2 separate regions of the Homo sapiens genome follow, and region 1 is linked to region 2. Evidence: read pairs that join two places in POLR2A ChIA-PET (ENCODE). Cell type or tissue: A673. All regions are shown on one strand. Region 1 overlaps DARS1 (aspartyl-tRNA synthetase 1). Region 2 has its middle 57 kb from the start of CXCR4.

The links. ChIA-PET counts read pairs that join two places held together with the same protein. Peaks named below come from ENCODE experiments on the same cell type or tissue, not always from the same donor. Only the 100,000 strongest peaks of a DNase experiment are listed, where the experiment ranks them.
Region 1: POLR2A ChIA-PET joins it to region 2 with 5 read pairs; 2 of 35 experiments call an interaction of 5 or more read pairs at or near these places.

Annotation. Positions count from the first base shown.
Region 1 is chr2:135,959,512-135,963,511 of GRCh38, forward strand. DARS1 (aspartyl-tRNA synthetase 1) reads right to left here. Exons shown (of 16, transcript NM_001349.4): 4 at 1,885-1,987. Among named protein-coding and RNA genes, the nearest start is that of DARS1-AS1, 24 kb to the right of the region's middle. RefSeq lists a silencer at 1,214-1,414 and an enhancer at 1,450-1,951. In A673, no CTCF peak of the experiment used is centred here; a DNase peak (open chromatin) is centred at 1,830; H3K27ac peaks cover 523 bases.
Region 2 is chr2:136,172,873-136,176,872 of GRCh38, forward strand. No RefSeq gene overlaps it. Among named protein-coding and RNA genes, the nearest start is that of CXCR4, 57 kb to the left of the region's middle. In A673, no CTCF peak of the experiment used is centred here; no DNase peak of the experiment used is centred here.

The DNA of each region.
Region 1 (4,000 bases), 210 kb before region 2:
GCATTAGTGAACTAAGTTCTGTTTGGGAGACCATTTGAAAGTAGCTCTTTTAGCTATTAAGCTATGGTTGACATCTGATATAGTCAATCGCTGTTATTTAGTCAAGTCCCAGGAGTTTCTGAGAAGATCCAAAATAATAGGAATAACTTATTTGCGGAGTACTTTAACGTGTCTGCTTCTAAACACATCACATGGATTAACCGTCCACTTGTCAGTAGAATGCCTCTCACTGAATATTATGGGTAACTGGGATTTTCAAAAGGCTTTTCCACTGGAAGCTTTAGGAATGTAACGCCGAGGTTATAATGCAGTTTAATGGAAAAATATATTCTCTATGTAACTGTCGGCTTCATGTATTAGTTTTCAAAACCAAATTATTATACAAAAGTTGTTTGTTGATTTGAGGTTGACTTTTTTCCAGTATTTTTCAGTATATTTAATAGAATTTAGCATCTATGTCTGCGGTTTCCAGGACCATCTTTTTTTCTTTTATAGAAGGTTCTCTGTGCAGATAAAATTTCTAGGGACCAAGCTCATTTATGTTTGACTTCATAGGATACACACTAACCTTAAAAGGTTGGAAGACAAATGCACCCCACAAGCACACACTCTAACCAGGAGACGAAACAAGCAAACCTAATTACCAGAAGACACACGTAGAAGAAAAGTGGTCATCTCTGGGCAGCACTGGGAGATAGGGAGAGGTGGGGCTACTGTATTAGTAGTATTAAAATACTACTGATCTCATCAATGAATCGATACAATTCATGGCACTTAAGTTCTTAAATCCGAGTGCAGGTATTACTATGACGTAATTTGATAAATATCTAAACCAAAACCAGCTGCTGAGCATCCTTTATATGTATAACATTGTGCTAGAGGGTCAGGGAGGGCTGAAAGCTAAATTACGATATTGAATTAGATAATTTTTAAGTTTCTTTCCAATTCTAAAATTCATAATTCCATCTGTATTAACTCATTCTTAGAAAGCATGCATCTAAAAAGCAAACATTTAAAAAAATCAATAGAAAAAATATATCATTTACTCTGATTGAATTCTTTCTTTTAAAAAACACTTACACACTATGAAATTACTTTATTACTTAAAACACAAAGACCATCCATTTTCTCATGTTTTCTGAGATCATTATCATGGAAATAAAATTCTGATGAAATTGAAAAAAAACATGAAACAAAATTAGCCACATCACCACTACCAAGTAAAACAGCTCTCATCACCTTAGAGCCACTGCACACACAACCACACTTCTATCTCTATATCTGCCTCCTGCAAGCTGAACAAAACAATGTGCTGCTTCTACGGGAACTCTGAGCCAGACAGCCCAGACTTTTACAGGAGGAAAAAGCAAGTTTTACCTTTTTTCTCCTAAACCCTTTTGGTGTCAAAGCTAAAAGTTGTAAAACATTTGTTTTACTTCCTTCTGGAGGCAATCATTTGCCAAACTACATTCTTTTATTTTATATACTTTTATTTTTTGGTTAGAAAACTTGTTGCTCAACATGCAAATCTCAAACTGGGGGAGGGAGGGAAGGAGGGAGGAAATGAAGCTCAACAAACACAACAAAATAAAGTTGCTCTGCTATGTTGAGGCTGCCAGGCTTTTTGTTACTCTACTTGAAAGTAAATGTGACTTGTCTGTAGAGAGTGCTGCTTCAGCAGTTCCAAATGAATTTCAAGCCTGTGCTCCATATTTTCTCTTTTGTAAGTTTAATGTATTCAGCAACACTGAACTGACAATTTAAATAACTACATTTTTAAACAAACGAAGCATTGATGTTAATGTATGAAAATGGTCCAAACCCCTGGGAGTCTTGGTTCCCACCATTGTTTATTCTGACAACAGGATATAATTGCTTACTTACTTGGCAGCAAATTTAACCATCTGCTTGCTTGCATGGTCTCCCACCGCCACAAGAGCCTGGACATTAAACTGCTGCTGACGTAGGACTAAGAAGCACTGTTTCCCTGAAAAAGACAGAAAGAACACAAATGTATTAAGGACACGCAACTTCAGGTTTTACAAAGAAGGAAAATGCTCTCTACTTTAAAAGTGGGCCAAAATTTACTATACTCATCAGGCACGCATGCATGTGTATACTATCCATTTGGCTTCCACAGACAAAATACTCACACTCAACTGACAACCCTTAAAGAAACTCAAGTTCCTATGATGAGTAACAAGAAATGCTTTCAACTTGTTATAAGAACACAGGCAAATCACCAATTTCAAAAAAACTTCTAAATCAAGAAAATTATTTTGTCATTGCATTGATTTATTAAACAAATTTCAAGTAACTTGAGATCACTTTCAACATTCATTCAATAGTTAGTATATTCCACATGCAAAGGCACTGTACTACTATGGAAGTTTCAATACTGCAACCACAAAAGTGCTAACACAGTGCTTAAAAACAAGGACACAAACACTATGGGGTGGTCCATCTACAGAGTTTCTTCCTACCAAAGTACATTTTAAAGAGCATTTAAATTGACAGGCTAGTGCCTTTCATGTTCTACGTTCTTCATTTTTCCTTTATCACCTTCCTAGTCCTTCATATTTTATGAGTCTCGCATTTTTTTTTACTCCAAATAACTTATATTGTCTATTAAAGATCATTTTCTTCAAGCCCTATAACCAGTTTTATTTTTACATATCCTGGGCCTCTTTATTCCTTCTTCTTTGATAAAGAACTGTTACTCCTTATTCTTAACCTTCTGAAAAACATTATTCATAATATATTTCGTTATTATGTATCCTTGTGACATCCCTTTTTCCTCCAAAGCAGATCCTTCTTAAGTCTCTGATCAAATTCTGGGAAATTACTTCTTCATAAAAAATGGGTTAATCTCTCCAAGACCACTTTACACATCAGATTGTTTTGTAAAACATCACAAGATTTTGTTTTTTAAACTGAGCATTATATTTTACATTTAGAATGGGCCTTAACCAAAAGAAGAAAGAAAAAGGAAAGCAAAAATGCAAGCAGACTTACAGTTACTACTTTCAACATACAGTATTTTGAAATGCAAATCAGATAGCAATCACAAGTTAAAAAAGACAGGTTGCAAACAAAGTGTCAACACAGACATAATCTATTGACTTTAGAGTCATATATGATTGGCAGGTTTTTAACCACTAAAAAACACTCTTAATTTTCCCTTTTGCTTTGGAGGATGATCCAGTCACAAAGTAAAATCCTAAAAAACGAAGTTGTATTAATACAGGAAACAAATTCAAAGGAGTTTTAAAATATTGGAAGGACAAAGGTTATTACCACAGAGAAACTTGCAGATGAATAAAAATAACATTTTCCTAGGAACTACTACTGAAACCACAGCCACGTTACCCCACTTAGAAAAGTATGTTACTGTGAAATGGAAGGTAATGTGCACACGACAGTGCTAGGCTAAGCCATAATGTAGTCAGAGTGTATTAGCTACTCTAATAGTCCAGACAGAAGCAGCACCAACCTAGCTGCCTCACAAAGCTGTCCAGTGATAATTTCAGTGCTACACAAAGACCCTGGAGAAAGAATGGAGAACTCTAAAGGACTTACAAAGGGTGAGCACAGGATAAGTCTATGGGTCGGCACTAGGGGGTAACAATTAGTGTGTCTGGTAGAAAAAAAAGTAAAAGCTTTGAAATCAAAAGGCCTGGTATCATATCCTATCACTTCCTATGAAGGGGCCTGTGGGAAAATTATTAAACCACTTTATATCTCAGTTCTTCATCTGGAAAATGGAGACGGTAAGAGTCATGAGGTTTTCTTTCATAATCATAAGGATTTTATAATATGTTTAAAGTTGAGACGGAGCCCAATTAATGTTAACTATTAATGACTTTTTTTTTTTTTTGAGATGGAGTTTTGCTCTTGTTGCCCAGGCTGGAGTCCAATGGCGCTACCTCAGCTCACTGCAACCTCCGCCCCCCGGGTTCAAGCGATTCTCCTGCCTCAGCCTCTTGTGTAGCTGGGATTA
Region 2 (4,000 bases):
ATAAGCCACTGTTCCTAGGGCTACTTGCTTGGGTCCCTTGAGAGTCTTGCTCATTCGAAGTGGTTGTATCTAGCTCTCCCTCCTCCCTGTCACAAGGACTGAGCCTATGGGACAGAGGGGCTTTGTGGAAGATCCTTTTGGTCTTCTGCCTAGCAGCAGGCTGTGAGGTCCCCATCCCATCTACTTCTTGGTGGCAGAGTTCACCTCTTACTTTAGAAGTTAGAAGTATCAGATTTTCCATTTTTCTAGCCTCCCTTGCAACCAAGGCATGGTATATGATCCAGTTCTGGCCAGTGGATTTTAAGGGAGTTTCCCTGGGGGCTTTGGGAAAGGTTTTCTTCCCCCTTTGAAGTGTGGTTCATGAAAGGAAGCATCCAATTTCTTCCACCAGATGTTATTGCATTGATACAGAATGCCTAAACCACGGTGACCATCTTGTTCCTGTGGGAGGATGCATGGCACAAGGAGGTTGGCAGAATGGAAAGCTGCCAAGTGCCTGGTCCTTGGCATCATTTTTGACACACTGAAAAACCTTGTACCACTCATCTCCAGAATTTTTGATGTGCAGCAACACATTTTCTTCACTGTTTAGGTTAATGTAAATGAGATATTCTGTTACTTGCAGCTGAAAGCATTCAGAAGGACAGAGACTTCATCCAGAGCTGGGCTTCTTCATGGGAGACATGGGCCAGTGCGCTGAGGGATACATTCAGTGACTACATAAGTGCAGTGTATTTTCCTAGTGTGTCCGTTTGACTCGATGGTAGCTGAAAACAGTGCTTTCATGTGAAAACAGACATGGATATTGGTATAGGGAATAAAATTCACAATATAAAACAGGAGTCTTGAGATTTCTTCCAGGAAAGCATCCCAGAACCTTGGGAAATTTTATGATGCAAGTAAATAGTGTTTCTCTTTCTATTGTGCACAGATATGAGAAACTCAAATTAAACTGCAATTGGAGAGATTAAGCCAGACACAGGAAGGATTGTGTCTATTGTGATTATTAAAGAGGTTCTGAATTGGAATGGAGACAGGACAATGGAATGTCAGAGCTTTGGGAGTTTTAAAGAGAGGAGTATTGTGATTTCAAATGCAGTTTTGCCTGGACTAGTTTTCTCAGCTTTCTAGGTCCCTGTCAATATCTTACCATTGTTTTGTATTTGTGAAGAATAATGATTTTTTTTTTCTTAGATGATGATTGCATTCCAGACCCTTCAATGTTTCTTTGGTAATTTATCCTTTGTTTTAATTCAATGTGCTACTCAAAATGCTGCCCTGGAGTTTTCCTTTAAATAGTTAATGTGAATGAAAGCAGAAAATTGCCAGGAGTCAGCCAAATGTTGAGACAGATTGTAAATACCTGTAGGGAAAGTATTTAAGCATTTCCGATAAGAAGGATACTGTAAATTTTACATGCAAGGGCTCTGCATCAAAGCCCAGATCCCAGCTTTTCTTCCCACTTTGAGACTTCTTAGACAAGGTCATCACAATGGATCTACTGTTTCCACTGGCATTTACATCACCACTTTATCTTGTTATTCCTGATTTCTTGCCAATCATATTGAGAATTTCTCAAGGGGAGTAAAAAAGAATAATCAAACCAGCTTTGCCTCCTTGACAGTGAAGAATAAGAAGAAAAGATTCTCTCTCTCAGAGACAGGCTTTCTGTTTTTTTTTTTTTATTTTTGCAGTATGTTTTAATTTGACACTCCACCTTTGACAACCCCAGGAGTCTAAGCCGATGAAAAGCTGAGTTAGTTTTCTCTTCCCCAGCTCAACCTCACATTAAGCCTTTTTTTTTTTTTTAAACCAGGAATTTTGGAAAGGTGTTGGTTTAGGGGATAGCCTCATGAGACTTTACTAGGTTACAAACCCATACTCCAGGCCACTAGACTGAGGACATGGCTGCAGTCTTTGGTTTTGTCAGCAATGGAGGCACAAAGGGTGACAATAGGAGGAAGGAAGGAAGGATGGGAATGCTTTGGATTCTGTCTGTTCCAGGAGCATCTGCCCCCATTTTGAAGAATGTTTATCGTGTGCTAGCTTGTTCTTCCAGGCTAGATCTGACTTCCCATAGCAGTACTCTGTTCAGCCTCCAGCTTCTTAGCAAGGCAGAGTGTGTCCCTTCTGCCTTCATCTACTCATTCACTCTTTCAACAGATTCATTAGGTGCTTAATCATTGTTGCAACAGTTAACATTCTGTGAGGGATTCGTCAGGAGGAGGTGTGGGTTGCAATGGTTAAAAGCATGGAGTCTGATGCCTGATTGCTTGGGATTTCCTGTCTTAGACCATTTTGTGTTGCCACAGAATACCCGAGACTGGTAATTTATAAAGAAAAGAAGTTTATTTGGCTCATGATTCTAGAGGCTGGGATGTTCAAGACTGGGCAGTCCATTTGGTGAAGGTCTTGTGTTCCTCATGGGTAAAAAGTGGAAAGGAAAATGGGTGTATGCAAAGAGACCAAACAGGAGAGTAGCCTTGCTTTATATCAACCTGCTTGTGTGGTAACAAATCTATTCCTGAGAGAGCAAGAACCCGCTCATTCCCCCACTCCTTGAGACTGCATTAATTCCTTCATTAGGGCAGATCCCTCATGACCCAAATGCCTTTGAAAGGTCCCACCATCTGTCAACACTGTCACATTGGCAAATACATTTCAACATGAGTTTTGCCGGGGACAAACCACATCCAAACCATAGCACTTGGGATTGAATCCTGGTTAGCTAAATGACCTGGTTTCTAAACTTCAGTAGGCCCTGGGGCAGTAGCATTCCACCAGCTTGTTGTGAGGACTGAATGAAGCATTGCATACACAGAGCTCAGCCCAGCTCCTGGGGGAACATAAAAAGCTGGTAGACGGCCGTCTTTGGAACGATTGTTATCATTGCCATTAGCGTTTGGGAGCTCACAAACATGGCAGCCCATTCTCACTCTGGGTTTTTTTTTTTTTTTTTTTTTTACCTTTTCTTCCTCCTGAGACCACTTCTGCTCACCTCAGTAATTCACCAGGTGGACATTCAACATCTGCTCCAGGTGCATTGCACTGTGCTCAGTGCTGTGGGGTGACAAAATGATGGGGTATCATTGGGCCTTCTAGAGGGCCTGCTGTCTGAAAGGAGTTAAATGCTGATGGACCCAACACCAGGCAGGACCTGATGCATGCTGATTTGTGTGCTAACACATGGGAGGGAGCCAGGGGTGTTGGCATGCCAGGAAGTGGGTGGAGAAGGACTGATTTGCAACAGAACCTTGGGTAAGTCACTGCCTCTCTTGGGGCTTGACTTTTCCCATCTGGAAGACCAGGGAGGTAGGATTTTCAAACTTTTTGGACCAGGACCCATAGTAAGAAGTGCCCACAATTTTATGTTGCCACTCTCAGAACCATATACATAATTGAAACATGTTTCATGAAGCCATACTCACTTGTACTACATGAAATTCTCTGTGTTGTCTTTTTTTAAAAAATGCTGGTTATAACTCATTATATTGACTTTCTGACCCCTTAATGGTTCAATTCAAAAACACTGTACTAGATGATCCCTAAGAAGCCTATCAGCTTGAACTTTCTGTAATTTTCGGTCTACATGGGTTGTATGGGTTTAAAAGAAGAAGGAAGGAATGATTAATCTCCTAGTTTTAATGACTGGCCAGAGCCCAGCTAGATTAATTAAAAAAAATATATATATATGGTTGGCTCCCATAGCAGCTTTCTGGAGTTCAAGGACATGGTCTGATGGAAATGAAGAGGCTAATTGTTGGGGTTCATTTGCTGGATCATGATGAGGCTGCAAACAGAAAAAGTGCATTACTCATGACAATTGGGTCGTTTGTGGAAAGGGAAGAAAGGACCCTGTCATTAAAGTTTGTTTCTCTCCTGCTTTCTAGATATGGGAATTCTGGAAAGAATCCACTCTCCTCAGAAAAAAAAAAGTCAGCTTGTTTTAATTCCTAAATGGATATGGTCCTGTGAACTAGGGGACTTGGGAGAAACGACT